Linked DNA regions of Homo sapiens: regions 1, 2, 3, 4 and 6 are each linked to region 5. The links are chromatin loops, found by intact Hi-C in ENCODE. Cell type or tissue: endothelial cell of umbilical vein. All regions are shown on one strand.

Region 1 (5,000 bases), 270 kb after region 5:
TTCAGATCTCCTCCTCAAATACTAGTTTTCCAACAGAAACTACTCTATGCCTGTCTCAAAGATTTACAATAATTGAAAAATAGTAATCTTAAATGTACTTTTTTTTTTTTTTTTTTGAGACGGAGTCTCGCTTTGTTGCCCCAGGCTGGAGTGCAGTGGCGCAATCTCGGCTCACTGCAACCTCCACCTCCTGGGTTCAAGCGATTCTCCTGCCTCACCCTCCCAAGTAGCTGGAACTACAGGCGTGTACCACCACGCCCAGCTAATTTTTGTATTTTTAGTAGAGACGGGTTTCGCCATATTGCCCAGGCTGGTCTCGAACTCCTGACCTCATGATCCGCCTGCCTCAGTCTCCCAAAGTGCTGGGATTACAGGCATGAGCCACCTCACCCAGCCATTAATATTTTTAATCCTGTAGAAATACAGAATGACGATGTAGCACATTTTTGTTTTCTTTTTTCCCTTTACAACATAGCAAAGCACAAAGAAGATGATAATATTCACACTTTCAGCAAATCAGTAGCACCTTTTTAGGACACCAAAATGATATTTCTAAATCACATAAAGGCCACATTGAAACCAGAAATAATCCAACTAGATAGAGTGTCTGCCTGCCTTCAATGGCACAGAATGGTATTAGGCTACTGAGAGTTAACTTTTGAATATCATTGGAAAATAATTGTCAATCAACTGTAGATTGACTTTCTTTGAGAAAGTTATTGTGAATTCAGCTTAGCATAGAACAAGACAATAGCCCATGCTTTAGTATCATAGTCCTGTCCCTGCTTATTCAGGTGTGAGTTCTCTGGCCACCTTCATAGCGTCTTTGAATCTCTTTCCTCGGGTGTAAAATGAGGATAATATAGTACCTAATAGTTCTTGTGAACCTTAATTGAAATAAGAACACAATGCCTGGCATATAAAAGGGCTTATAAGTGTTATCTTTCATTATAAAGTGAGTCATCTTCTTTCATACCAGTTATTTAAAAAACCTCATCCACCAAAGCGAGTGAGAAGTCGACTCAATGGAGACAATGCAGGAATCTCTGTCCTACCAGGATCTACAAGTGACAAGATCTTTTTTCATCATCTAGACAACTTGAGGCCTTCTCTAACACCTGTAAAAGGTAAAATAATGAGAAATAAACTTTTGATTAATGATTTAATGGGATTGTTAATAATCCCAGTTTAACAATAACAAATTTGCTTTTTGACGATAGCATAATTTGTTTAATAAGTGCCATACATTTTGTGTTAGATTACTAAATACCTACTAGTATTTATATTTTCTCTTTTTGCTTTTTTTTCTCTGTTTTCTTTTTTTGGCTTGTTGGACTTCATATCAGAAAGAACCAAACAGTCTTCTCTCTCCTCTTTAAGATAATCAAAGCTCTAAAATACCAAAACCTTGTAAATTCAACTTTATAGATAAAAAAAATTTGTCTTCATAATTTCATTCTCATTTAAATATATTCTGCCTATCCGATATATTAGTAAAAGAACACATTTTTAGTATGCCAATGAAAAGACATCTGTGTTTTATCTAATGGTATAATGGGATATCTAAAAATATTTTTTCAAGTAGGTTTTTTCCCCTTAGAATGAAAAAAAAAAAGTTCTGCAAAATCTTGAAGTTGTCGCTTAAAAATATCCAAGAATTGGAACAAAATCTGGTTAACTTGTGTGCCATTCTATGCCATTTGTCCTCATTACACAGACTCTGCTCTGTGCCAGCGTCAGTCACTGTTGGCGATTCTTCTGGAGTAGTAATATGGTCATCAGAGTGCTGGTGTGGAGCAAGGAGTCCGTTCCTCTGGGGAATGACATGACCTTCCTTGAGGAAGTCTAAGGTCTGGCTATAACTTGGGAGGTACTAAAGACATAGGTTTGTTGATAATCTGTGTCCCTATGACATTCTGGGGAGCATCCCAGATTACTCTGTACAACCCTAGGGAGGCAAACCTGAATGGTAGTACCCAAACCAGAGAGTGCCCAGAAATAGGAAAGCTGGAGGAAAGTCCTGCAGAGGCCCTGTTAGGTTGAACATTCCACCCAGCAGGTCTTGTAGGAGATTCAAAAGCCCAGCTCTATTTCAGAGATCATTTTTTCTCAACGTAGGTATCAGGATGCTTGATTTATATGAATATTTGAAATTATCATGCTCTATGAGATAATGACATTAGTTTTTCCTGTTCCTGTCCTAATACCATGATTTCTTTTTTCTAGAACTCAAAGAACCTGTAGGACAAATCGTATGTACAGATAAAGGTATTCTTGCGGTGGAACAGAATAAGGTTCTTATCCCACCAACCTGGAATAAAACTTTTGCTTGGGGCTATGCAGACCTCAGTTGCAGACTGGGAACCTATGAGTCAGACAAGGTTTGCATTATTTCCTGCCTACTCATTTAATATTGCTCTTTTGTGGTCTGGCTATCCTATATGACTAATAGGGTTGGGGAGAACCCAGTCCAAGGGCTTGTCAGCTGTTCCTCCAAAGCCCAAAAGAAAAGTGAGCTTTCCTATTTGGGGAAAGGAGAGCTTCACTGAATGAGAGCAGGATAAAGGAGCTCATAGAGATGTCATGTTCCCTGCAGAACAAGCCTCTTTTGCAAAGTTGTGTAACAGGGGCTAGCAGTTTCCTTCTCACTCAAAGAATTCCTCCGAGAGATCCTAGCCAGCAAGGAGCTCAGCATTTCTGTCAACCAGAATAGCCTCCTTTTGATGAGTCACCATCTGCCCCACTTTTCATTTTAGTGCTCCAAACAAGCTGGCAGAAAACCTGTTGCTCCATCCCACAAGAAGCAACAGCAACTGTTTTGGGTCCCATAAGTACCTCTTGGAGAGACAATCCATAGTGATCCTTTAGTGCCCTGTGTTTGCCCTCCAACAGTCCCTTCCCAAATGCAAGACGAAAAGAATCTGCATAGTCTGTTATGTTGCTTTGTAACACGATTCCATTTTGTTGATGTTCTCCTTAGCAGCAGTCGTGCTCTCTTTTCACATTCTGTCTACAGCAAATGCATCCTTTTGCCACATTGTCCCCTGCACCTTCCATAGATCACACAATTTGAGCATCACTTTCCCAATCTGGAGAAACCAGAGACCCCCATTATGAGCAAAGTCCTTTTTGGTTATGGCTTTCAGCAGCAACAATAGTTTGGAGGCGGTAGGGGTAGTTCAGGGTAGAGATTCAGTGGATATGCTTCTGAACTAAAGCTAGCTCAGAACATGAGCCGCTATTTGCTGGTGAGGTGCCTGCACCTTCACTCAATTCTGCTCCTTGAGTTTCAGAAGTTTGTATAGTACTTAACGGCATGTGTGTCTCACATCCGTTTTACTTTATAGGCCATGACTGTTTATGAATGCTTGTCTGAGTGGGGCCAGATTCTCTGTGCAATCTGCCCCAACCCCAAGCTGGTCATCACGGGTGGAACAAGCACGGTTGTGTGTGTGTGGGAGATGGGCACCTCCAAAGAAAAGGCCAAGACCGTCACCCTCAAACAGGTAAGAGAGAACATAGAAAATGCCAAGAAGGACATAGTCCATCTCCTGTGCCTACACCCTGTAGGAAGTAAAAAGCTTCCTTAATTCTGAGGTACTTCAGATCTAATGGACAAAACCAAAGTGACGTTCTGTTGCTAGAAATACTTTTTTGAAAAAAAAAGGAAATCAGAATAGGTTGTTTCTAACAATGATCTAAGCCGGTCCCTTTGTTAAAATCTGAAGAAAGTTATCTTTAGGTAACATATATTTCAGTGTATTTAAGTAATATAAATGCAAAAGTCTAAATTGAATTTTTGCAAACTGAATTATGTTTGCTATTGACTCATATTAATTTCCTTCCAGGGTGATTTCCATTTATCTGCCACTAAATTCTTTATTTTTTGTTTCTCTCTTTTCTCATTTGTCATATACTTAAGGATATGCCAAACTCATGAATATATTCAGTAGAGCCCTTGATGATTTAATTAACGAGTATTTCTGATTGTCTATTACATACATGATTCTATTATTAATTTTTACTTAAAGCAAGAGTCCTTTTATAATTAAGCCATTTCTTAATATTTGATCTGTGAGAGAACTTACCATAAGGTATTTTTTAAATAAGGAGCATATATCTAAGTATTTTTAATGATATAAATTTGAAAAATAATGTAACAATACCACTTATCAATTATTGAGCACCTCTATTTCAGGGGACTGTGTTGAGTATTCTACAAATACAAAACTCTAGTCGACACAATTCTACAAGGTAGTTATTAGCCCCATTTTACCCCTGAAAAAGACACAGGTTAGAGTGGTCAAGACACAAGTCTAAAGTCACATGTAGCAGTAAAGCTATAATTTAAATTAAGTTCTGTCTGACTTCAAAGCTATTATAAAGCCAAACTCAAACAGTGGTGTCATAAATACCTATAGAAAAAAATTGAACCCCTGTTCAGTATAAAACTGAATCATCTGTATAGGCCAGAAACTTCACAGAGTTGCTGGGTCCTGAGGCAAGCCATATAAAGAGGGAGAAAGTCTTGAAGTGAACAGATTACAAGGTTAATAGTACATTTTGCTGATTCAAATTATGCTTAAAAATATTTTCCATTTAGAAAATGCACTTTGAAAGTAATGTGCCAGGAAAAAGGACTTCCTGCTTAAAATAGTTTCCTGGGGTTTGCTAAGCATGCAATAAAGATGTCTATATGACCAAAATTTTAAGCCAACTCTTTTTTTATATTATGCACACACACACATATATATACTTCATGTGTATACACAGATAGTTTTCTCTCTCAAAAGTATTAAAAAATTTATCAACCTTCAATCTGTAAAAAATACCTACTCTACATGATAGCAAAATCTCTCCTCCAAGTTTACACTGATTTACACCCAAGGCTTTCCCCAAATGTACAATAGGAGGCAACCTCTTACATTCTAGTGTGGAAGGCGGCAGATGAAGCCAACTCATTATTAAGCGGATATATTTTTCTGCCAGGGCAGATGGCC
Region 2 (5,000 bases), 88 kb after region 5:
ATATATATATATATATATATATATATATATATATGTATGGTTCCCTTATTGACAAACACTTTTATTATTTTCAGGTTTTTACAATTTAATCAATGTTGCTTATGGATGTTACTTTATACGTCTCCTTCTACATATATGTGAGTTTCCTTAGGGCATGTACCTAAGTGGAATTGCTGATTCGTATGATCTGTATATGGTCAATTTTACTAGATAATTCCAACCAGATAATGCCAATCCATAAACACTGTTACTAACATTTATAACCCATTTGTTCACATCTTTACTAATTTGGTATTGTCACATTTGATTTTTGATACACAATAGTATATTGATGTCCTATTGCTCTTGTAACAAATGACCATGTTCTTACTTGAAACATTACAAACTTAGTGTCTTACAATTTTGGAGGTCAGAAGTCCAAAACTGGTCTTGCAGGGCTAAAATCAAGGTGTTCATAGAGCTGCATTCTTTCTGGACGCTCTAGGGGAGAATCTGTTCCTTGCCTTTTTCATCTTCCAGTGGCTACCCTCATTCCTGGCTGATGTCCATATCACTCCAACCTCTGCTTCCTGGTCACATCTCCTTCTCTCTCCTGACTCCTTCTTTGTGATTATTTCAAGCTTGCTCAAACAATATAGAATAATCTCCCCATTGCAAGGCCCTTTACTTAATCACATTTGCAAAGTCCTTTTGGCCACATAATGTAACATACAGGTTCTAGAGATTAGGATGTAGTAGAGACGTCTTTAGGGGCCATTATTCTGCCTCACACAAACGTTAACTCGTTGTTATGTTAATTTGCATTTCATTTATGACTAACAAGGTTGTGTAGCTTTTCATATTTTTGTGGCCATTCATGTTTCCTTTTCTGTGAAATGCCTATTTGTCTTTTGTTCATTTTTCTATTGGGTTGTTTGCCTTTCTCTCATTGACTTGAAGACATTCTTCGCATATTTTGAATGTAATGCTTTTTTGTTCATTATAGATGTTGCAAATATTTCTCTCCCAATTTCTAGCTTGTGTTTACTTTTTTTTTATTTTGATGTACAGAAGTTAATTTTGATAAGGCCAATTTTGTGTGTGTGTGTGTGTGTGTATGTATAATTTTTGTTTTGTTTCATTTTAAGACATTTCTTCCTTAACCTGAGGTTGTACTTTCCAGCATTTTCTTCTAAACATTTTTAAAGATTTGCTTTTCAAATTAATGTCTTCAGATGTCTTCAATTGCTGTGGTGACAAGAACATAGTGAATATAAGCTGCTGAAAGTAGAGCTAGTCGTGGCTGGAACAGAGAGAAATTCAGGTGGGTTGGGAGTGAGTTGATAAATATTTCTTTGAATCAATGATCAAGTTACTACTATATAGCTGTGTTCACATTGCTTTAAGATTAAATACAGTCATGAACTACCTATGATAGGTAGCCATGTAGTAGAAAAATCTGTTATTTCAAACAAAGACCATCTGGGAGAAGCATCAAGGGTTTGAAATTGCATGGTGTGTCCAGGGAACAGCAGATAGGTGATGTGGTATGAGCATGGGATGAGGGGAGGGCTAGGGCAGAAGATACAGCTTCAAAATTAGGGACCCACCAGATTTTGAGCAGCCTTTTTATACCTTGCAAAAGTTTTGTCTCTAGTCCATTGCAGCCATTGTTGTCACTTTTAAGGAAAGTTGTATTCTGATCTGTTTGAAATTTTAGGAAAATGAATATAGCCACATTATCGGCAGAGTAAAAACTGAAGTCGGCATTCCCTTAGTTCCTTATATATAGTAGACACTTAAGGAATTAAATTTCAGCAATGCTATTACAGGTGGGGATGCAAACACAGAGTGTGCAGTGCAGCCTTTTGGTTATTAGTGGTGAATTTTCAATCTTTTAAATGGATTTGACATTTAGTAACAGGCAGAAGATATTTTGAGGAAGTTTTGAAACTAAAGCACATGAGTACACTGGGAAATTCCATTTTTGGTAACACGTGATGTATGATGATACGGATTTTAAGATGTAGCTTACAAAATGCTCTTAAAGCAGTTTGTAGAGAGGAATTTTTTAAAGCATTTCGAACCATGTCAACATCATTATGTATACATAGCTTTCCAACATAACTAATTGGAAGAGCAAAATTCATTTGGATGTATAAATTTTGATATTTTGTGAAAAATGTAAAATAACAATAAAACTCCTCATTCTAATTAATCAATAGTATAATTAATCTGTGAAGAAGCCAACATCTATTTTACCATTATTATTTTTGTTGATATCATTGCTTTATTCATATTTTTTTCATTTGTGAGGTTTTACCAGTGTAATTCTGCACAATCTTTTGGCATTTGTCATTTTCCTTTGATCACTTTTAGGTCTTAACATACATTCCAGCCTCATTCAGTCATGATTTCTTATGACACTAGTGAGCTGTTTTCCTCTTTGGGATGTTCCTTGTCCTCAGTATGTTGTTGATGCTTGAATTTCCAGCGGAGGATTCTGGCTTATTGCCTTTTGTCATCATCTGTTTACCACCCAAACCTAACTCTCTGTTAGTAATTTTTTTCCTTCTGCCCCTGCCTTCTCTTAAATAGTTCTTATTTTCTGAATTTATATCAGTTTTAACTGAACATGTTTTAAAAAGTACATTATGGGGTACCCAACAATCTTAACAAAAATGGTCATTTTTGTTAGTTATGTAATTGATTTTAAACAAACCATAAAAAACAAAGTTGTCTTCTAAGTTTTCTTGTTTTAAAATAAACAGATAAGAAATTTAAAGAAAAAATTTGCCCCCTTTGGTCTATTTTAAATCACCTTAACTAGTCCTTGAGCTGCCTCTAAATCATTTATCTTCTAAACTCTTATTCAGCACCGTTTACTCATTTATGAATCATTTTTTTGTCCATTTCTTATTTGTCAGGTACCATGTCAGGTATTCAGGAAAAAAAAGTTGAATAGGATATGACCTTTGCCTTCCATAATCTTACATTGTCTGGTGTTGAAAAAGACAGTCAAAACAACAGTTACATGATGTGATAAATGCAATGATAAAGATGTACACAGGATGCTATGGGAACCAAGACGGTGAGGCATCTGTCAGACTGGGAGATTCAGGAATGCTTTCAGCCAGGCACAGTGGCTCACACCTTTAATTCCAACTCTTTGGGAAGCCAAGGTGGGAGGATCACTTGAGGCCTGGAGTTTGAGACCAGCCTGGGCAACATAGTGAGACCCCATCTCTATAAAAAAATAAAACAATTAGCTGGGAGTCTGAGGTGGGATGATGGTTTGAGCCCAGGAGATGGAGGCTGCAATGAGCCCTGATCATGTAACTGCACTCCAGCCTGGGCAACAGAATGAGAAAAACAACAACAAAGGAAAGCTGGAAAGCTTCTTAGAAGAGGGACAGTTGAGCTCAGATTTAAAGGATGATTCATAATCATCTGGATGTAGAAGAGCCAGACGGGGAGAGCCCCCAGGAGAGGGCTCAGGGTGCGTGCAGGCAGAGCAAGGAGGCCTGCAGTAGACGGGTGTGGTTAAAGTAGAATAGTAGGGCATGAAGAACGTCAGGCCTATGCAGGGGCTAGATAATAAAGAGCCTTAAAATTTGTACTTTTCCTTAAAGTTATGAGAATCAATCATACATATATTCCTTCAGTTCTGCTATGTACCAGATACTTAGCTATATGTTAAAGGATTTGGAGAGCGTAGCCTTCTTTCAAGGAATTTATAGTTTGATGCAAGATATTGATAATTTAATAGCATGAAATTATCTCTAAGCAAGTTGGTAACTTTTCAATTTAGAACAAATGATTAATGTAATTTTTATCAGGAGATACGTAAGATGTCCTGCAAAAGCTTTCTTTAGGATGAGAACTAGGATACGTAAATTGTAAGCTTAAACATTTTTTCATGTTGTAATATGTAAGTTTTTGTGAGAAACAGTAAAATACACACCCAGAACTCAGAATATCTGAACAGAAAATCTAGTGCTGTCACTTACCAGTTACATAACTCTATGTAAGTTTTTTTTTTTTAACATTTATTATTCACCAACCACTTACTATGAACTAAGGATACAAACTTAAATAAGATTTGGTTCTCTTTATTGAGAAAATTATTGCTAATGGGAATAAATAACCATTTACTGGTAAATGTACATTACGGTAGAATAACAGTAATAATAGCCCTCTCTTACTGAGCACTTGTGCCAAATACTAATCTAAGTGCTTTCCATGTAATAAATTACCTAATTTCTACAAATAACACCATGAGTTAGGTTCTGATAATTATTCTTTTTTTCCAGATAAGGAATCTTACACACAGAACGTATCTGACTTGAGGTTAAATAGTTAGTAATACAATTAATTGCAAAGCCTGTGTAACTAATATGTTATACTGTCTCTCTTAATGATGAATATTCTGTAACAGACTACAGGCATGCAGTACATAATGATATGTTGGTGAACAACAGACGGCATATATGATGGTGTTCCCAGAGACTATAATGAGGCTGGGAAATTCTTGTCACCTAGTGATGTCATAAGTGTTGTAATACCGTAGCACAAAGCACAACTCACGTGTTCATGGTGATGCTGGTGTAAACAAGCCTTCTATGCTGCCAGTTGTATGAAAGTATAGCACATACAATTATGTATAGTATATAACACATGCATATAAATCATGTAATACATGATAATAAATTACCATGTTACTGGTTTATGTAGTTACTATACTATACTTTTAATCTTTATTTTAGAGGATACTCCCACTTATAAAAAGAAAACTAACTGTAAGACAGCTTCAGGCAGGTCCTTCAGGAGGTACTCAGAAGAAGGCATTGTTATCATAGGAGATAACAGCTCCATATGGGTTATCGTCCCTGAAGACCTTCCAGTGAGACAAGATATGGAGGAGGAAGACAGTGATATTGATAATCTTGGCCCTGTGCAAGCCTTGGCTAATATGTGTGTTGGTGTCTTTTTTAACAAAAATGTTTTAAAACTTAGAACAA
Region 3 (5,000 bases), 170 kb after region 5:
CAAGAGCGAAACTCCGTCTCAAAAAAAAAAAAAATTAAAAAGGTATGCTTCATGTGAAAAGAATTGTCATCTTTCTCACTAAGAATGACCTGACTGTGTGGATTTCTTTGTTGATTTTAGCATGCTTTGGATCTTCAACTTGCCGTGGCAAATATTTTACAATCCCTGGTGCACACAGAAAGGAACCAGCAAGTCATGTGTGAAGCTGGTCTTCATGCACGACTGCTGCAGAGGTGCAGTGCTGCATTGGCTGATGAGGACCACTCACTGCACCCGCCCCTGCAGCGGATGTTTGAACGATTAGCCTCTCAGGCTCTGGAACCCATGGTGTTGAGGTAAGTTCTCTTTCATACTCAAATAGTCCACAATTAGTAATGTCAGTTTCTAGAGTCCTTATGATTCCAGAATTCCTGCCTTAATGGACATATATTCAGTTATCTATGGGCAAAATATAACAAAAATGGACAAAATACTCAAAATATGGCACTTAGAAACAAATAAATCTAGTTATTAGTAATCATTTAGTGTTTCTGTCCATCAGTTATTTCTTTCATTTGAATCTAGCAAGCTCTCACTTTCCTTTAAAAATGAAGTCATGCGTTTACTTTATATTTAATAACTTTTCATATGTAAGAAGTTTTTAAAGAAATACTTTTTAACCTTTTAATTTTGAAATAATAGATTCACCATAAGTTGTGAATATAGATCCAAGAGTTTTCCTGTGCTCTTTGCCCATTTTCCTCCAGTAGTTACACCTTACATAACTATACTACAGTATCCAAACCAAGAAATTGATATTGGTATGATGTATTCATGTGCACATACAATTATCTGTTATTGTATCATGTGTAGATTCATGTAATCACCACACAATTACGATGTCACAAAGATTTCTCTAGTGCTACCTTTATTGTCATACCCACTCCCCTAACCCCAACATCGTTAGCCCTTAGCCCATGGAAATCACTGATCTGTTCTCCATCTCCATAGTTTTGTCGTTATGAGCAGGGGTCTCAAACCCCCGAGCCATGGACCAGTACTGGTCCATGTCCTGTTAGGAACTGGGCCGCACAGCAGGAGGTAAGCTGTGGGTGAGCCAGCATTTCCGCCTGTGCTCTGCCTCCTGTCAAATCAGCAGTAGCATTAGATACTCATAGGAGCGTGAACCCTATTGTGAACTGTGCATGCAAGGGATCTAGGTTGGGCACTCCTTATGAGAATCTAAATAATCTAATACCTGATGATCTGAGGTGGAACAGTTTCATTCTGAAACCATCCTCCACAATCCATCTGTGAAAAAATTGTCTTCCACAAAACCGCTCCCTGATGCCAAAAAGGTTGGGTACCACTGATTTTGAGAATGTTACATAAATGAAGTTATACAGTATGTGATCTTTTCAGATTGTCTCTTCACTAATCATATTGCTCTTGAGCTGCACACAAGTTGTTACATGTATCAGTAGTTTTTTCTTTTTATTATGAATAATGTTCCACAGTATGGATGTATCAGAGTTTGTGAATCATTCAAGAAATATATACTTACATATGTGTATTTCTTGAATGATTCATATATATCTGTCATTTCCTCCAGGAAGCCTCCTGCTTTGAGCCACCCTTCCAAAAGTCTGGGTAGGCTGCCCCTATATAAACTCTATAACACTGCTGTTACATAACTTATTATTAGAGTACTCCTCTTTTATAAAACTTTTAGGAGCTTTCTTAAAAATGGTTGAAATTTATTTGTAAGTTTTTAAAACTGACTCCAAACTGATTGTGGATTAAGAAACTTTTATGCAGTAAACATTTGTTAAATGGTGTTGTATCAGGCTGTGTTCACGGCCTTTATAATGCCAAGATGAGTGAGATGGACCTACTCACTTCATCCATTATCTTGTAGTTGTACTCACCGTCCTAAAGTTTTGAAAATAGCATTGAGATTTTCCCCTGATCCTTTTTGGTAATCTGCTACTTTAAAAGTAGAGAAACACACAGAGAGAGAGAGAGACATTGTCCCATACCTAATGCTACTATTTTACCAGATAACTTACATTGCATAGTTAGATAAATAGAATAAGCAATGAAAATCAACCATTGGGTATGGTCAGTTTTCACAATTAGTGAGTTCTCAGAAAAAAGAAGTCAAATGATGGTACAAGTACTTTGCTACTTAAAAGCCATAGATTATAAACTAATTGTGTCTAACGTTCTACATGAAAAACTGGCAAACCTAACTTGTAAGCCTTTTTTGTTTCCTGCTGTAGGGAGTTGAAAATTTGGAGTATTCTACTTTTTTTTTTAACATGATGTTATAAATGACAGGTTATGGAGGGTTTATGCTCTTAAAAAATGTATCGTCTAGTAAAGAATACATGCAGATAAGCAGGAAATGAAAATATTGTTTATTAAGTTCGTAATAGCAGTGTTACAGAGTTTATATAGGGGCAGAGACTTTTGGAAGTGTGACTCAAAGCAGGCTTCCTGGAGGAAATGACAGTTAATGAAATAAAGTATGAGGCCAGGCAGTGTGGCTCATGCCTGTAATCCCAACACTTTGGGAGGCCAACGCAGGAGGATTACTTGAGGTCAGCAGTTTGAAATAAGCCTGAATAACATAGTGAGACCCTGTTTCTACAAAAAAAAAAAAAATATATATATATATGTATTAACTAGCATGGTGGCGTGTGCCTGTAGTCCTTGTTATTTGGGAGACTGAGGCCGAAGGATCTCTTGGGCCCAAGAGTTTGAGATTGCAGTGAGCTATGATCACACCACTGCACTCCAGTCTGAGTGACAGAGCAAGAGGCTGTCTCACACACACAAAAAAATGATGATAAATAAAAAACTCTAAAGTATGGAAGAGAGTTAATCAGGTGAAAAAGTAAGGGCAAGATTTTTTTCCCCAACAAGAAAAACAAATATGGTGGTCCAGGGTAGAGAAGGAGTACAGCATTCTTAGGCAGTCAGAAGTTTTATGTATGTCTTAAGTAGAATTTATGATTGCGGGAAAGATGGGAGCAGTGAAGCTGGAGAGTACAGTAGAAATCATCTCATGTATGGTACTGAATGCTAGCTGTTTTGTGTTTTCAACTACAGAAATGGACAGCCATGGAAGAGTCTTAAGCAATAGAGTGACACTGTGTAGATTTAAGTTCTGTGAGATACTGACTATAGTGAGGAATGGATTGAGTTGGGGCAATATTGGTGTCACAGGAGGTAATTAAGACTCTGTTTTAGGAATAGTAAAATAATATGGTCTGGGTGATAGCAGCAAGAATGAGAGAAAAGAGCAGATTCCATATTTTTATGAGTAGAAATAGCAGGATTTTCTGATTTTCTGAATATGGAAAGTTAAAGAAGGAACAAAAACACATTTCAGTGAGATGCAGAACATAAGAAATGCCCTGGGTTTGGATATAAGGTGATGAGTTTGGTTTTAGAAATATTTGAGTTGGGGTTCTTCTTAAATATTATTAACTTCTAAAAAATGAATTTATAAAAATGTATAGCAGATATATAGCTATATGGTGATTAGATGTAAAACTAACACTGTGTATGTTTTACTATACTTGCATTTTTTGTATTGTAATTAGTCTGTTGGAATTTATTAAATTCCTTTTTTGAAAATGTTTGGTTTATGAATTATAATATTCTCAACGAAGGAATAACTGTCTAAAAAACATTCTAAAAAATATGTGTCAGATATATAGCTATATGGTGATTAAATGTAAAACTAACACTATATTGTTTTATTATACTTTGCATTTTTTTATTGTAATTAGTCTGTTGGAATTTATTAAATTCTTTTTCTGAATATTTGGTTAATGAATTATATAATAATCTCAATCAAGGAATAACTTTGCTTTGTCTCTTTCTTAGGGAGTTTTTACGTTTGGCAAGTCCTTTAAATTGTGGTGCCTGGGACAAAAAACTGCTAAAACAATATAGGGTCCACAAACCAAGTTCACTGAGTTATGAACCAGAAATGAGAAGTAAGTTTTGAAATTCCCTTTTTTGATTTATTTTATGAATGAAAATCATGTAGGGGATGAATATTATTTCAAGAAGTTTGTGAAAGCAAAGAAAGAGAAGGGTTTATTATTTAAATAGGGAAACAGGCCCGGCGCGGTGGCTCACGCCTGTAATCCCAGCACTTTGGGAGGCCGAGACGGGCGGATCACGAGGTCGGGAGTTCGAGACCATGGTGAAACCCCGTCTCTTCTAAAAAATACAAAAAAAATTAGCCGGGCGCAGTGGCAGGCGCCTGTAGTCCCAGCTACTCGGGAGGCTGAGGCAGGAGAATGGCGTGAACCCGGGAGGCAGAGCTTGCAGTGAGCCGAGATCGCGCCACTGCACTCCAGCCTGGGCGACAGAGCAAGACTCCGTCTCAAAAAATAAATAAATAAATAAATAAATAAATAAATAAATAAGAATTGAGTTGTGATTTCCTTTGCTAAGAGTAGAAACAAAAATAGTTCCTTTCCCTAAGAGAATATTTGAAATATCTTTGTAGTTGCCTGAATATCCAGCACATTTAGGAGGAAAACAGTTTCCTATACTCATGTAGTTTATTTCGAGAGAGAATATTTTCTTCATTACATTTGTAATGTGTCCCTGGAGAGATAATGACAATCTGTTTAGAATTTGTCTTTTTATTCTTGAAATTGTTACCCTTTTTATAAATATGGGAATCTTTAAATTAAAGTACTTTTACGATCATGCATTTAGTTCTAATAATTGTAAGGAAAGAATTAATAATGGGGAAAAAATGGGAGAAGCAAGTTTCTGCCATTTATCTCTAATTTGTTTTATAATAAAGATGACCTATTTCTTTTCATTTTAATGGTCTAAAATTGTTTACTTTTCCCTCAAAGAGAATTAATAAATCATAGTTTTATGAAATAAAAGTATTTCCTGATTTGTAAACTATTAACTGAGATTTATAATTAAATTACATTGTATCAGTGGCTTTGATGACAATTATTTGAGATGTTTATTTTTAT
Region 4 (5,000 bases), 45 kb after region 5:
AAGAATTTGTGTAACAATTGTTTGTCCAGATTTCCTTTGGCCTCATCTTTTTATTCTTGATGATAAGAATGCTGTTTTCTTTGTAGTATAGGAAGGGCATCTTTCACATGGGAATTTCATCTCCTACTTTTAAGAAACAGCATGGTCAGAATGATCTTCTTGTACCTGCTGTTTTTTTAAGTGCCTTTAACTTAAATAGTCAATATGCCAGAATGGCATTTTGGGGTGTCATATTCTTAACTCATTTACCCCAAAAGACTATGATGATTTTGTCCTCATTATTTGCAAACCTAAAGAGACAGGCTAACTGCTTTTCTAAGTTCAAAGATCTCACAGCATGTGTCCCAGCTGAATAGAAGATAGGCCAAACACTTCGATTTTTAGCTATCATTTAATGCTTTAAGCAATATACAAAGAGTAAATTAAATAACTCTGTTGCATATGGGATTCCTTGGCTGGGTGTGGTGGCTCCCGCTTATAATCCCAGCACTTTAGGAGACTGAGGCAGGGGGATCACTGGCATGGTGGTGCACACCTGTAGTCTCAATTACTCAGAAGGCTGAGGCAGGAGGATCCCTTGAGTCAAAGAGGCTGAGGTTGCAGGGAGCTTTGATGGTGCCACTGCACTCCAGGCTGAGCAGAAGAGCGAGACCCTGTCTCAAAAAACAGCAGCAAAAACAACAAAACAGACTTTGCCTCGGTAAAAGCAATAAGATTAAAAAAAAAAAATGTCTTCCTGTACTGTTGGCCATATTTACATGCTTAGACCTATAGAAATCCAACAAAAGAGCCCAGCTATAGACTGAATTGATCTTTGATCCTTTACTCTGCCTGTCCTGACACACAACTACTCACACTTACAATTTAATAAATTAAAGTTTAAAGAACAAGTGTTATTTGTTATAAAAAGACTAAATTAATGTGATGATTAAAACAACTTTTTGTGGGGAGAGGAGGCCGTAGTGTGACATGTTTATTGCCTCTGTTTAGTTTGTTTTCTTTTCCTTCTGTAAACTGGAAAAGAAATATAAGAAGCAAGCTTTTTGTCCTGAGAAGACTCTTTAATGTATATTTGGCTATCTGTTGTATTTTATATTCTCAGTGTAAAATATCAATAAATGTTTATATTTATAAAATCTAGTTGTTGTTATTGTGCAACTTGACATTCAACATAAAAGTTACTTAAAACCTTATACTGATAGCTAAAATCTACAGGTGTAGGTGCTCAAGTAGAATACTAGAATCCGGATACAGATATATATTGTGTAACTTTATGTATATTATACATATATGCTATATATGTGTATATTTTTATATACAATAAATGTATAGTTATATATTGATGCCTTGAACTGAGAAATTGAAAATCTAAAAATGAAAGCAGGCCAGGTGCGGTGGCTCATGTCTGTGATCCCAGCACTTTGGGAGGCCAAGGCAGGTGGATCACGAGGTCAGGAGTTGAAGACCAACCTGGCTAAGATGGTGAAACCTTGTCTCTGCTAAAAATGTAAAAATTAGCCGGGCGTGGTGGCAGGTGCCTGTAATCACAGCTACTAGGGAGGCTGAGGCAGAGAATTGCTTGAACCCAGGAGGTGGAGGTTGCAGTGAGCTGGGATTGTGTCACAGCACTCCAGCCTGGGCGACAGAGTGAGACTCCGTCTCAAAAAAAAAAAAAAAAAAAAAAAAAAAAATGAAAGCAATAGAGACTTGGTTCCATATTTGCTTATAAATAATAGAATATATATTGATTATGAATAATACTGTCCTCAAGTAACATTTGATAAAATGTCAGATATTGATAAAGACATATAAAAATACTTTTCTCTGATTATGCTTGCTATTTCATTAGGAATAATTGAGAGAGGGTTAGTTAATTCTTAAAATGCTAACATTTTAACACTAGACAAATCTCTGTTTTACTAATAGAGTTTTCTTCTTTTCCCTTACCTTTTTAACTTTTTCCTTCCCTTCTTTTCAATTTTCTACTTTCCCATTTATTTTCCTTCCCTTCTTTTCCTTAAATTTCTTTTCCCTTCTATGCTTTTAATTACCTTTCCTTCTTCCAGGGTTCTTATGTTATTTGTATAAAAGGCACTGAACATATTGCTTAATAGCAGTTGCTTTAAGATTGGGTCCGAGAAGGCTCTTGCAGTTGTTTTATGACTATATCAATTATGTTATACCAGCTTTTTAAATCTCTGGGCAGTAATTTTTGCTTATTTGCTTCTGAAGATCCAAAATAATATATTTTATTAGTGTTGGGTTTTTTTCAAGTTAATCCATTAAGTTCTTTCCTACCTATATTTAGGACAAATTAAGAAATACAGGGAGTGACATATTCAAATTTCATTGGGGGAATTCACTCTGTAGCAGTGTGTAGAATGATTTAGGGCCAAGACTGGAGGAACGGTGATCAGTAGTAGATTGTAGCAGTAAATCAGACGAGAAATGCTAAGTGATTAGGTCCTACACCAATTTGGTATGATTGGAGGAAAAAAAAGGTCATATTAATGATATTCCCTTAGGAAATTCTCCTTTGGGTTGTGGGAGTTATAGAACCGGAAGGAAATGATGAAACTATTGAGTAATCTAGGTTAACTGTCAAGTTTCTAGTGGGATGACTAGTTGGCACTGGTGCTGTTCAGCTGTGTAGGAATTATAAAAGAAGGAACAGATTTTAGGGAGAAAAATAATGTGTTAGTTCCTGAATATAATGATTTTTTTGGAAATAATTTCAAACTTGCATAAAAGTTGCAAAAATAATATAAAGAGCATCCAGTTGCCCTTTATCCAGATTCATCTATTGTTAGCCATTTGTCCCAAATGCTTTATTACTCTTTCTCACTTTGTGCATGTTTATATGTATATATTTGTAAACATACATGCATGCATACATTTATTCTTTTCATTTAGCCATTTGAGAGTTACATTGAACATATTATGGCCCTTTAGTCCTAAATGTTTTTGTGTAGATTTCTAAGAATAAGGATCATCTCTTATATTAGCAGTCTAAAAACTTAAGTAGACTTAACATTCTTACATTACTTTAATCTTCCGTTTTCTAATTTTGTTATCTGAATAAGTGCCTTCTATGGCAGTTTTCTTCTCCTCCAGTGTAGGAATTAGTCAATGATCATATCTTGCGTTTATATTTGATGTCTTTTTAGTACCCTTAATCTAGAATAATTCTTCAACCTTTATCTTTTATTATATGACATTTTAAAAGTACACAGTCATCCTTTCTCTCCCTTTTCAGAAGTTATTTTTTGTTCGTTTTCTTATTTTTTGTTCCTTATTTTTTATTTGTTTGATGTTTCTGTTGATAAGATTTTAGGTTATACATTCCTGGATGGAATATTACATAAGGAATATATCTTTCTGAGCATATCATATCTATAGGTACTGACTGTTCTGCCGTTCATTTGTGATGGAAATTTTGACCATTTCATTGTCTGATTTTTCCACTATATAGTTACTATGTGTATTAGTTCATTCTCACGCTGCAATGAAGAAATACCTGAGACTGGGTGATTTATAAAGGAAAGAAGTTTAATTGACTCACAGTTCCACATGGCTGGGAGGCCTCAGGAAACTTACAATCATGGTGGAAGGGGAAGCAAACACACCTTTCTTCACTTGGAGGCAGGAGAGAGAAGTGCCGAGCAAAAGAGAAAAAGTCCCTTATAAAACCATTAGATCTCTAGAGAACTCACTCACTATCATGAGAACAACATGGAGGTAACCACCCCTATGATTCAGTTACCTCCCACCAGGTCCCTCCCATGACATGTGGGGATTATGGGAACTACAATTCAAAATGAGATTTGGGTAGGGACACAGCCAAACCATATTACTACATGTTCCTTGCAACTAATAAAGGGTCTACTGGGAGGGAGACACTTTAAGACAGTTAAAATATACAGCTCCTCATAACATTTCATCCCCTGTATGTAGCATCCATTGATGATACTTGCTTGAATCAATCTTTACTATTATAGTTGCAAAATAATGATTTACTCTCTCTGCATTTACCAGTCATTACTCAGCATTCTACTGTAATAGGAGCCCTTCTATTTATCTATATGTATTGTTTTATTTATTGTTGATTTGAATTTATGGTTTCCTATTTTTCCCTTAATGCTTAACATTTCACTACTGTTAAATATTTTGGAGCTAAAATTGTTCCAGTCCTCACCAGTGGCATCTTCTTCATGCTGGCTCTTGTATCCTTTTACATGTTCCCATCATTTTTTTAAGCAAGTCATTAGTTTCACTCTTTATAATAAGTTTCATCTTGTGCATTTATTGCCCAGCACTGGAGTCAGTCATTTCTCCTAGGAGCCTTAGTCCTTCTTATTGGGTAATAGTATTAGAAACCAAGATCTGGATGCTTTGGTATATATGTTATTGCTGGATATCTTTGCTTCTGGGCCCTATCAGGGAACAAACTAGAAAATGTACACATGTGTGTGTGTATATATATATATGTGTGTGTGTGTATATATATATCTATATATATATACACACACACACAAATATGCGCATGTGTTTGCATGTATATGCCCATATAACATGGATATACATATGTGAATATGGGTATTTTTTTTTTCAAAATAAGAATTTACATTGATACCTCCAATTCTCCCTTTTTCTATAATGAGAACATGGGCTCCCAACAGTGCCAACATTTTACTCATTTGGTCTAAACGAGTACCATCTAAAATGGTTTCAGAATTGTTTCACGTATATCACTAAAAACAAAAACAACATGCTACCCTGCTAGATAACCAACCTTATTGTTTTTTGGTTTATCTTTCCAATGTTTCCTTTTATAATGATTAGTAGATATGTGTGTTTTCTTATTTCTCCTTTTTTCCAACACAAAAGATAGCATATTGTCTGTGTAAGCACTTTGGCACTTAACTGTTTTCACTGGAAAATATACCCTGGAAATTATTCCATATCAGTTCATAGAGGTCGTCATCATTCTTTTGTGTGTA
Region 5 (5,000 bases):
TACTGATAGATTTGTGAACTTTATTGCAATATATGTTTTAACAGAAAAATATAATTATAGTATTTTAAAATGTAACTCTTCCTCCCTCAGTGTAAATAAAATCACAATGACAAGAGTCCTGAAACCTCTAACTGAAAATCTTCCTTTAAAAATGCATGGTGGTCTTAATGTTTAAAAGAAGTCAGCCTATTTTCGCAGTGTATATTCATGTTATCTAACGTTCTTTTTTCTCCAATTATTATACATACAGTTTTATAAGTGAATATTTAAGAGTCAAGAATTTTGTGGTATTTTGCCTAGAAATAGACTGGAAGAACACAAAATCTAAATAAAGAATAAACACCAAAAGGCCAAAGGGAAAGAACAAAAAAAGTACATGTACATGCATATGCACACACACACCCCCACATAGGTGCTTTGTTTTTAATAATTTATTTCAAAACGTATTGTACAATGCTGTCTCAAATACTTTATTTGGGTTTAAAAGAGTTGTAGATGTTAGTATAGGTTGTTGATTTCAAATGGAAAAATTATTGGCATTGAAAGATGGCAACTGAAATCTTGAACCTAACAGTTAATTAAGGTTACTTCGTGAGGATTAAATATTAGAATTCTGCTCCGCCCCCCACCAAAGGATACCGGTATTTTTACTAAAATATATTTTTAGGTTTGTTTTGGCATATTCTTTTCAAAGAGATTTGAAACTCTTAAATTGTTATAATTACAAAATCTTATATTTGAACTTTCAAAACATTACTCATTTTGAAGTAGAATCTAAAACTACATTTAAAAACATTTCTGCCCACATTTGGTCTGTTTAAGGGACTAACCTTTGAACACACTAGTCTTATTTTGAAAGGGCAAGGTGTTTTTTTTTTTTAATAGCCAGTGCCCCACAGAAGAAAAACTGTGACACCCCCCCCCCACAAAGTGCTCATATATATCACCTGTGTTTGTTAGCAATGTTACCTCCAACTTTGTTATCTTGGAGTAATTGACGAGTAAATCATTACAAATGGGTCCAACTCTAAAGGCAAAATCGTCAAAAAGAAGAAAACAGCAAATCCAACTTGCCTTATGTTTATTAGAGGAAATCCTGAAACTTCTGTAGATTGCAGTGTTAGGAAAAACAAGTTTGTGATTACAGCGATGTTATGACCACTTCCCCACTCTAACTCTGTTGTTTAAGGGAGTCCACTCCTAACTGCTGACTCAGTTTGTCTTTACTGCCAGAACTGAAGCGTGACCCAAATTGTCTGCTGGGTTGAGTAGGAACAAACGGGCAAAATGATGATCACTTGGCAGTTCTAGGTTTACTAAAGGATACTTATTTGGTCTAAACACTGTTTGTGGGACTGCAAAGGTATAAATAATGCCCCTCCCAGGAAGGAAAAGGAAAATCTAAAATCTTAGGCAACCGACTCAAGGTCACTGACGGAAGGCACCATTTGAGACCGAGCTCCTCAACTACAGTCCCATCACGGACGGGAGCCACACAGGAGAGCGTGCAGGAGTTTCGAAGCTGCGTAGTACAATAGCTGGCGTGGGCAGTTCTTTTATACTCTGGCTAGAGTAAAATTAACGCACCTTTGCGTTTCTCCATCGCCTCTGACAGCATCCAGCTAAAGGGTGTAGGGTTAAGGAAAGCGGAACCCAGTTGTCCTTTCTCAGCTGAGTCCTTTCAGAAACTGGGACTGAGGAGGGTGAGCGCCGCGGAGAGGGGCAGGGGTGGGAGAGGAGAGAGGGGCGCGGGGCGGGGAAGAGGCGCGTCTGGAAGGCAGTGGGGAGAGGGACTGAGAGGAGTGGGGTTGAAGTCCAGCTGGGAGCATCCAGCGGCGCTGTCTGCAGACAGGGGCGAAGGCAGCCGCTGAGAGTGAGGCAAGAGCGGGAAGCCGAGGGAAGGGAAGGAAGTAAGGAAAGAGGAAGGAAAGGCAGGAGGGGGTAGAAGCTGAGCGGCTGCAATTTCTGCGGCCGGCTCAGTAGGAGGAGCAGGAGGGGAAAGAGGAGGATCCAGTCAGTCAGTCAGACAGCCAGCGGGAGGTGGAGAAAGCAGGAGGAGGAGGAGGATTAAAGATGGCCACCAACAGCTGCGGGAAACGGCAACAACCCCTCACTTTCCGGGATGGTCCCTGCGGGTCGGCCCGGCCTTGATGGAGAGAAGAAACCCGAGGAGCGCCGAGGCTGAGGCGGCGGCGGCGGGGACCCAGCGAGGACGAGGACGCGGCGGAGCAGGGACGGGGGCAGGAGAAGGGAAAGGCGGCGGCGTCGCTGCCCCTGCTGCCTAGCACCGCTGCCTGGCCCGGCGGACCGGTTCCCATACCTCGCGGCCGCAGAATCGAGCTCGGGCCCCGGCCCCCGGCCCGCGGCGCGGGGCTCCCGGGCCCCGCCGCGGACGTCGCGCCGGTCGCCCCTTCCCCGTAGCCCGTGCGCCCTCGGCGCGGAGCCCCGGCCCGCCGCGGTCCCGTCTCCTGGGCCTGTCCCGCCCGCGCCCTCCGCCGGCCCTCAGGTGAGTACCCCCGCCATCCTCCCCGCCCCCCGCGCTCCCGGAGAGGCGGTGCTGCCTCGGCCCGGCGCGCCTGGCCGCTTTGTTCGTGCGGGGCGGAGGCGCTGCCCACTCGCGGCCCTGCGCCCGCTCCCCCTAGGGACAGGCCGCGGCCCAGCTGCTGTCCTCCCCAGGGTCCGCCTTGGCCGGGAGCCGCCGCCGCCGCCAGGGTGGGCGGCCTGGCCCTAGTCCTCCGCTGCCTCCTGGGGAGGGCGCCGTCGCGGACGGGTCGGGGTCGGGGTCACGGGCGGCGAGCGGAGCGGAGCGGAACCGGGATATTTCGGGGGATAGGGGAGGAGAGGGCTGGACGTTACCTGTGGGAAGCAGTGGGGGCGTAGGCGGCCCTGGCTCGCAGGGGTAGGGGATCAGGCCCTGGCCCCCCCCCGCTGCATCCTGCGGGGTCTCAGCTCCCGGAGCCACCCGGACCTGAGCGCAGCCGAGCGCGGCCTCCATCCCTCGGGCGCTGTCTCCAGGGCTTCGGGCCTCTCCCCCTACGCCCTACGCTGGAAGCCCTTCGATTATGGAAGGAGCCAGAGATGCTCCAGTTCTCTTGTACTGGGGATGTGGTGGCATCGCAAACATTCACAGTTACGGCGGGATTTAAGAAGCAGATGAGACCTTTCCAACCAAAGGCCATCTGGCTAGTGTTTGAGCCTCAGGTGCAGTTTTTCATTGATTTTTACCATTTAATTGTGAGATCTGCAATATCAGGTCTTCCTTTCACAGAAACAATGTGATACAACCAGATTGAAAGGATATTTACTGCATATGTGAACCCTTGCATGGACTTCCAGTACCTTAAAAATGGTTAAGTGTTTTCTGTTGGAAAATGGTGCTCATGCATACGAAAAACTATTTTTGTTCAGTAATGGTTGCCAACTGGTTTACTATGTAGTTTGAACACCAAACAATTAAAAAGGAAAAACAAAACCCTATTCTTCGGGCTTTTTAAATAGTGGCATATTTCCAGGTTGGTATTTGGTAGCAGGTTGAGAACAACTGGTTTCGACTATCAGGCGACGTAACAAACATAACATAAAACAGAACTAAAAATGTGCTAATTTATAGAAAAACATGTTGTATTAGTGCATAAGTCTAGTAAAAAAATCCGACTTTAAAAAAAATAAAACTTTATCATGAGACTCTTAAGTATAGGAATTAGGTTGGTATGTTTTTATGTTTAAAAATATATATTGCATTAGAATTGAGAACTCTTCCTATGATATTTGAGCAATAGTAAAGTATGTTAATACTTTGAACCATTCTATCTCAAGCTGCTAGAAAGAGGTTTCTACTGCTAGTTTCTTTCCATGAGTTAAAATGGATTCATCTGAAATATATGTATGCTTTTGGTGGGTCACAGTGGGTCATGCCTGTCATTCCAGCACTTTGGGAGGCCAAGGCTGGGGGATCACTTGAGGCCAGGAGTTAGAGACCAGCCTGGGCAACAAAGAGAAAACAATTTTTGTAAAGAAAAAAAAAAATGTTTCAAAAAATTTGTATCACCTCCAAAAAGGAGGGATAAGTTAGAAAATACAATGTTCTACTCTTGCATAATCTGTTTTTGAAAAAGTAAATGACAGTATATTTCAATATTAGTTGGATTCTCTGCTTTGAAGAGATTCTTAAATTCCACTGCTCAACTTTGCAATTTTAAAAGTTTACATCAGTTGTTCTTAATTTATTTATTTATTTCTTTTTTTAGAGACAGGGTCTTGCCCTGTTGCCCAGGCTGGGGTGTAGTGGCACGATCACGGTTCACTGCAGCCTTGAACTTCTGGGCCCGAGTGATCCTTCTCCCACAGCCTCCCAAGAAGTTAGGACTACATGTGCATGCCACCATGCCTGTCTAATTTTTCTATTTTTTGTAGAGATGAGGGTCTCCCTGTGTTGCTCAGGCTGATCTTGAACTCCTGGCCTCAAGTGATCCTCCTGCCTTAGCCTCTCTAAGTGCTGGGATTACAGATGTGAGCCACCATGCCCTGCTTCTTTCTTAATTTCATGCATATACTTCTGAGGGTCCTTGGCTTCCCAGAAATCATATGCAGAATATAGCATATATTTGCTTTTTTCCTAGATAAAGACTCTGTTGGGTGATCACATTCTCAAAAGGATATGGGTCTGTAAAAGATTATGAACTTCTAGATATAAAATTAAAGAATACATATTCCATATTTGGAAAGCTAAAATTTTTAAATTACATTTGATGATTTATGTCCTTCATTTCTGATTATGCCCAAGAAATGTTTGTGATTAAGAGTTCAGCACATAGACGTTGTTTCTAACACATTCTCATTTAAATCGAAGGAAAATATTAATCCCATTTTACAGATGGGGAAATAGAACAAGTTGTTTTAAAGTCATACAAACACTGGTGGGCCAACATGTGAACCCAGACTGTCTGAAGTTAGAGCCAGCATTCATAAACAGGGTATACTAGACTTTGATCGGTAATACC
Region 6 (5,000 bases), 220 kb after region 5:
AACCATATAGCAGGGGCTTATCACTTACTTTTGCACGTTGATGTTGATTAGCTAATAAACTGTAAACATAAAACAGGTTTAAAAATAAATAGATAAAACACACCCAAAAGATAGTTATTCCTCCATAGTACTTCAAAATTTCATGATGTTTCTTCATATTTCCACCATATACTCTAGGACCTGGGATAAATGACCTTCTTTATACTAATTTTTCTCCATGTATAAAGGTACAATACTTATTCTAAAATGGTGGGGATTTTTAGGAGAAAGGCAAATGTGACACATGACCTTAATACCTTGGCTTGTTTATAATTTTAGAATCCTTATTTTTGGTTTAAAAAAAAAAGACCTTCAATAATATATCAATATCTTTTCCTTGTCAGCATCTTTTTTTTTTTTTTTGAGACGGGGTTTCGCTCTTGTCATCCCGGCTGGAGTGCAATGGTGGCACGATCTCGGCTCACTGCAACCTCCACGTCCCAAGTTCAAGCGATTCTCCTGTGATTCTACTGCCTCACCCTCCTGAGTAGCTGAGATTACAGGCATGGACCACTACGCCTGGCCAATTTTTTTGTATTTTTAATAGAGATGGGGTTTCGCCATGTTGGCCAGGCTAGTCTCGAACTCCTGATCTCAGGTGATCTGCCTATGTCGGCCTCCCAAAGTGCTGGGATTACAGGCGTGAGCCACTGTGCCTGGCCATCAGCATCTTATAATTTGTTTGCTAGTCTCGCTCTGTCACTTGGTTCAAAATTGGCACCAATATTGTTGTTTTTTTTTTAAATTTATTTGGGGTTTTTTTAACCTATAATAAATGGATCACCCCTTACATGCTACCATTATGCCAGATTTTTATGTGAAATTCTGTGACATTTGACTTCACAGTAGGGGTAGAGTTCAAATATGGAAACATATTTATTCTAATTTTATTATTCCATATATTTTAAGTGCAGTTAGCCACAATAGACATACAATTCAACTTAAAGGTGACGTATTGTTAGTGGTCAGTCAGAAACACCATATGTTGCGTAACCATGACATATGGTGCCAGATTACTACCTTGAAAGGAAGGGTCGAGTAAAGCAGAGTGAAATAATGTGCTGAATAGCTTAATAGGTGGAAAATGCTGCTGCTCCAGTTTTATTTTTAGGAAACACAGAAGTAAAAATGTCAGAGTCTAATGTGATTACCGTATCTTTCCACTTGATTTTACTAGGTGACTGACCTTGATGATGAAGTTGGATCTCCAGCAGAAGAGTTTAAAGCGTTTGCAGCAGACACAGGGATGAACAGGAGCCAATCAGAGTACTGCAATGTGGGCACCAAGACATATCTGACCAATCACCCGGCTAAAAAGTTCGTTTTTGACTTCATGCGGGTCTTAATCATAGACAACCTCTGTCTCACTCCTGCCAGCAAGCAAACTCCACTAATTGATCTTTTGTTGGAGGTAAAGAAAAAGAAACGCATTTACATCTCTTTTGCATTACTTTTTAAATTAGAACATTAGTAACCAAACAAGTTCTATAACAAGGATTTCTAATTCCTCTTGTTTATGTGTAGGCAGAACATGTTATAGGCTGTGGAAAGTTCTTAATCCCACATGTGCTTTAAACCCTATCAGTTTGTTCTTTTCCTTCCCTCAAGGATGTCTCTAATTCAGTCCTTTATCATCCTTTCTCTAAGAGCTGGCGAACTTCTTCTGTAAAAAGCCAAATAGTAAATATTTTAAGCTTGTGGGCCATACGGTCTCTGTCACATCTGTTCAAGTATGTTGTAGCTAGAAAGCAGCCATGGACAATACGTAAGAGAATGAGCATGGCAGTGTTCTGATAAAACTTTATCTACAGAAACAGCACAGGCTGGATTTGGCCCACAGGCCATAGTGTGCCAACCCCTTCCCTGGACATTAACAGTGCCTAGTGGCATTGTCTTCTTACCTTATAATTTCCTACATCAATTTCTCTTACCTGTCATTGCCAGGTATTACTGTTGTCAGTGTCCTGTGCAACTTAAGACATGGTGCATTGTACAGAACAGGTGCCCAGGATGTACTTGTTAAATTCCCCAAGGCAGCAAACTTCTAGGTTGGCTGCCTGCCCATTCTCCTGACAATTGATATGAATCAACTGATGCATCAGAAAATGAGAGTGGCTCTAAGCCTTTAAGTGACCTCATTGCTGCCTCTAGAAATTAGCTATCCCAGAAAAGCATTAAAAAATGTTTACCTAGAAAAGTCTGAAGATATCACAGAGAGAAAATTTAATACAATGTAATTAGTTGCATATACATTAATGTTCTTTTGACCAATTCATATAAATAAGGTCAAACAGTCCATGCCAGGGGCTCTGAAAATAACATGTTTTATGAAAGAGTAAATCTGTGGAGAAGACTGCTTTTCTCCCTGAGGAACTGCACTGTCTCTCAGCAGTTTGACAGCTGAACCTGAGATTTTTTTTTTTTGTGCTCCCTCTAGTGGCTAGTACAGTTAACTTATAAATAGAAACCTGAAAACCACATGTTTATCTTATTCATGCGAAAGTATCTCAATTTGGTCAATTTTTTTTAAAATCACTAATGTAATTAGGGTACCAGTTATGCTAAGCATTTAACCAGGATGACAGTGTTTAATAATGGCAGGAGAATAATTGGTTTCCTCACTAATGCATGTGGTAGAATTAAAAAGCAGGCCCAATGGAACGTCTCCCCTTTGGAAACTTTAAAAAGCTCTAAGAGAGATGACCAGTATCTTACTGTATAGGGTAAAAATTTGAAGCATTTTATGAAAAAGTGAAATAGTTTATTGGAAAATAATAGGATAAAGTCCAGAAGAGATGTGTGCAAGAAAGCATAACTGATCAAAAAAGGAAAATACATACATGAAAGATATGGAATGACTGGAAACATACAGTGATAGCATTTTCAAGCTTCTGGTACCTGAATAGCTAATTAATTACCCATATTTAAATTGTATAATTGCCCTTTATTTTTGTTTTCTATATTTTTTAGTAGGAAGAATTTGATATATAATAACATGTATTAACCTTGAAGTAAGGTTCTCTTTGTTGTGGGCATGAATTTGCCCTACGGTAGAATAGTGCTTCAATATACTAGCGAGTAGGAGTACAGTTCAGGGAAAAGCAGGGGGTGTCAGGATTGAAGCTTCCAGATAGATTATAAACTGCTTAGAGAACAACTTTCATGTGTTCCTTCATCTCTCACAACTTTTAGCACAGTGCCTTGGTGTATTCTGTCAGTACAGTAAGTCCTCACTTAACGTCATTGATAAGTTCTTGGTAGCTGCAACTTTAAGCAAAATGATGTGTAACAAAACTAAATTTTTTTCCTCGTCAACCTTATAATAAAACTAGGTTGAAGGAAATGATGTTATTTGAGGACCTGCTGTACATTGTTTCACTTAAAGTTGCAGTTGCCAGGAGCCTGTCAATGACATTAAGTAAGGCTTAGTGTATTTTTGAATCATTTAACTATTAACTTCATCCCTGGAAATTCCCAAACAGGAAGATAGGATACTATCTAATAAAGAACATAGAAATTTACTTTTAAATATTTTGAGTATCTTTAATATACATATGCAGAATACATATACAAAAAAAATTATATTAATGAAATATTAACATTCTATGTCTTCCAATGGTGTAACAGAATAAATTATAAACATATGATTTTGAAAATTATGATTATGAAGTCTTTATCCATGAAGAGATTCAAGAAGAAAATTAGGTTGAGCATGGTGGCTCATGCCTGTAATCCCAACACTTTCTTTGGGAGGTCAAGGCAGAAGGATTGCTTAAAGTTAGGAGTTCAAGACCAACCCGGGCAACAGGTGAAATCCCATCTTTACAAAAAAATTAGCCATAGCCAGTGTTGTGGTGCGTGCCTGTATCCTACCTACTGGAGGCTAAGGTGGAAGGATCGCTTGAGCCCAGGTGTTCAAAGTTGCAGTGAGCCGTAATTACACCACTGCATTCCAATGCATTCCAGCCTGGGTGTCAGAGTGAGACCCTGTCTCAAAAAAAAAAAAAGAGAGAGAGAATTATCTTACATATTTACCATTTACCTTTGTGAAGGAAGGGGCTTGAACATCTGAGTCCAGTAAATGTGAACCAGAGCATCTTCAGTCCTATGAGTGTTAGAATTTCATCATAAAAGTATCTACTTACTTGATTATACCTACAAAAGAACATGTAAAATTATCTTCATTAGCAGTAAAATTCATTAGCATAAAAGTAGGAGATTCCCATTCATATAGACTGGCTTTAGTGTGACTGAGGCCAAATACAAGGGAAGTAGTGTGGTGTGGCAGAAAGCTAGAGCATGGGTTTGAGAGTAAGAAGTGCCTGGGTTTAAATTCTGGCCCTGTTGTTTATTATATAAGCATTTTCATCTTCCCAAGCTAAATTCATTCTCTAGAGAATGATATTATTTACCATCTCTCTTACAAGATTATTGTGAGGATTAAATATATGTACATCACCCAACAAAAAGTATTCTGAGGAATTACATGTGTGCTGGATATAGCTGTGTGGCCTTGACCAAGTTCAATTCTCTTCACATCTATACAATTTACACATCTGTAAAATGATATAAAAGTGAACCTCTCTCTGAGAATTATTGTGAAAACTAAATAAGATTTAATATTCATAACACAGTGCCCAACACTTAAACATACTCAAAAAATTGACTACGTGGCCTGTGTTGGCTTCTACAAGGGTGCCTGGAGACTCTTCTCCTAGCTCCTGTTTATCAGTGCCCTGTGCTGTCACCACCAGACTTCTCATGAAGAGCCAAATGAATTTGCTGCAAATAAATACCGTGGCAATGGGAAGAAAGTGCATGAGAACAGCTCAAACAGATTTGTGTATACCTGGAGGTAAAGATAATGAAACTGAGAGGGTGCTGACTTGGAGTGCGTGTTAGTCCAAGCTCACACTACTAATAAAGACATACCCGAGACTGGGTATGTCTTCATAAAGGAA

The links. A loop is a pair of places that touch in the nucleus more often than their neighbours do. Peaks named below come from ENCODE experiments on the same cell type or tissue, not always from the same donor. Only the 100,000 strongest peaks of a DNase experiment are listed, where the experiment ranks them.
Region 1: it touches region 5 in a loop (4-fold over the local background); 3 of 110 quality-filtered maps call a loop at or near these places.
Region 2: a loop joins it to region 5, with 6 times the contacts of the local background. A loop is called at or near these places in 6 of 110 quality-filtered maps.
Region 3: it touches region 5 in a loop (5-fold over the local background); 7 of 110 quality-filtered maps call a loop at or near these places.
Region 4: a loop joins it to region 5, with 2.0 times the contacts of the local background. A loop is called at or near these places in 21 of 110 quality-filtered maps.
Region 6: it touches region 5 in a loop (6-fold over the local background); 104 of 110 quality-filtered maps call a loop at or near these places.

The regions. Positions count from the first base shown.
Region 1 is chr4:84,689,012-84,694,011 of GRCh38, reverse strand. It overlaps WDFY3 (WD repeat and FYVE domain containing 3), which reads left to right. Exons shown (of 68, transcript NM_014991.6): 59 at 980-1,127; 60 at 2,227-2,381; 61 at 3,348-3,506. Among named protein-coding and RNA genes, the nearest start is that of WDFY3-AS1, 110 kb to the left of the region's middle. RefSeq lists an enhancer at 1,725-2,924. In endothelial cell of umbilical vein, no CTCF peak of the experiment used is centred here; a DNase peak (open chromatin) is centred at 2,411; H3K27ac peaks cover 1,485 bases.
Region 2 is chr4:84,875,709-84,880,708 of GRCh38, reverse strand. The region is part of intron 3 of WDFY3 (WD repeat and FYVE domain containing 3); the gene reads left to right. Among named protein-coding and RNA genes, the nearest start is that of WDFY3-AS1, 82 kb to the right of the region's middle. In endothelial cell of umbilical vein, no CTCF peak of the experiment used is centred here; DNase peaks (open chromatin) are centred at 688 and 2,508; H3K27ac peaks cover 3,490 bases.
Region 3 is chr4:84,796,985-84,801,984 of GRCh38, reverse strand. It overlaps WDFY3 (WD repeat and FYVE domain containing 3), which reads left to right. Exons shown (of 68, transcript NM_014991.6): 17 at 121-335; 18 at 3,877-3,989. All of the region lies in intron 1 of WDFY3-AS1 (WDFY3 antisense RNA 1), which reads right to left. Among named protein-coding and RNA genes, the nearest start is that of WDFY3-AS1, 2.8 kb to the right of the region's middle. In endothelial cell of umbilical vein, no CTCF peak of the experiment used is centred here; DNase peaks (open chromatin) are centred at 1,594 and 2,454; H3K27ac peaks cover 2,739 bases.
Region 4 is chr4:84,918,338-84,923,337 of GRCh38, reverse strand. All of the region lies in intron 2 of WDFY3 (WD repeat and FYVE domain containing 3), which reads left to right. Among named protein-coding and RNA genes, the nearest start is that of WDFY3-AS2, 45 kb to the left of the region's middle. In endothelial cell of umbilical vein, no CTCF peak of the experiment used is centred here; a DNase peak (open chromatin) is centred at 2,557; H3K27ac peaks cover 530 bases.
Region 5 is chr4:84,963,715-84,968,714 of GRCh38, reverse strand. It overlaps WDFY3 (WD repeat and FYVE domain containing 3), which reads left to right and starts at 2,025. Exons shown (of 68, transcript NM_014991.6): 1 at 2,025-2,506. WDFY3-AS2 (WDFY3 antisense RNA 2) reads right to left here and starts at 3,099. Exons shown (of 4, transcript NR_152775.1): 1 at 2,857-3,099. In endothelial cell of umbilical vein, no CTCF peak of the experiment used is centred here; DNase peaks (open chromatin) are centred at 1,344, 1,954, 2,694 and 2,964; H3K4me3 peaks cover 2,449 bases; H3K27ac peaks cover 1,868 bases.
Region 6 is chr4:84,747,933-84,752,932 of GRCh38, reverse strand. It overlaps WDFY3 (WD repeat and FYVE domain containing 3), which reads left to right. Exons shown (of 68, transcript NM_014991.6): 36 at 1,217-1,450. Among named protein-coding and RNA genes, the nearest start is that of WDFY3-AS1, 46 kb to the left of the region's middle. In endothelial cell of umbilical vein, a CTCF peak has its summit at 2,440 (motif pointing left); a DNase peak (open chromatin) is centred at 2,432.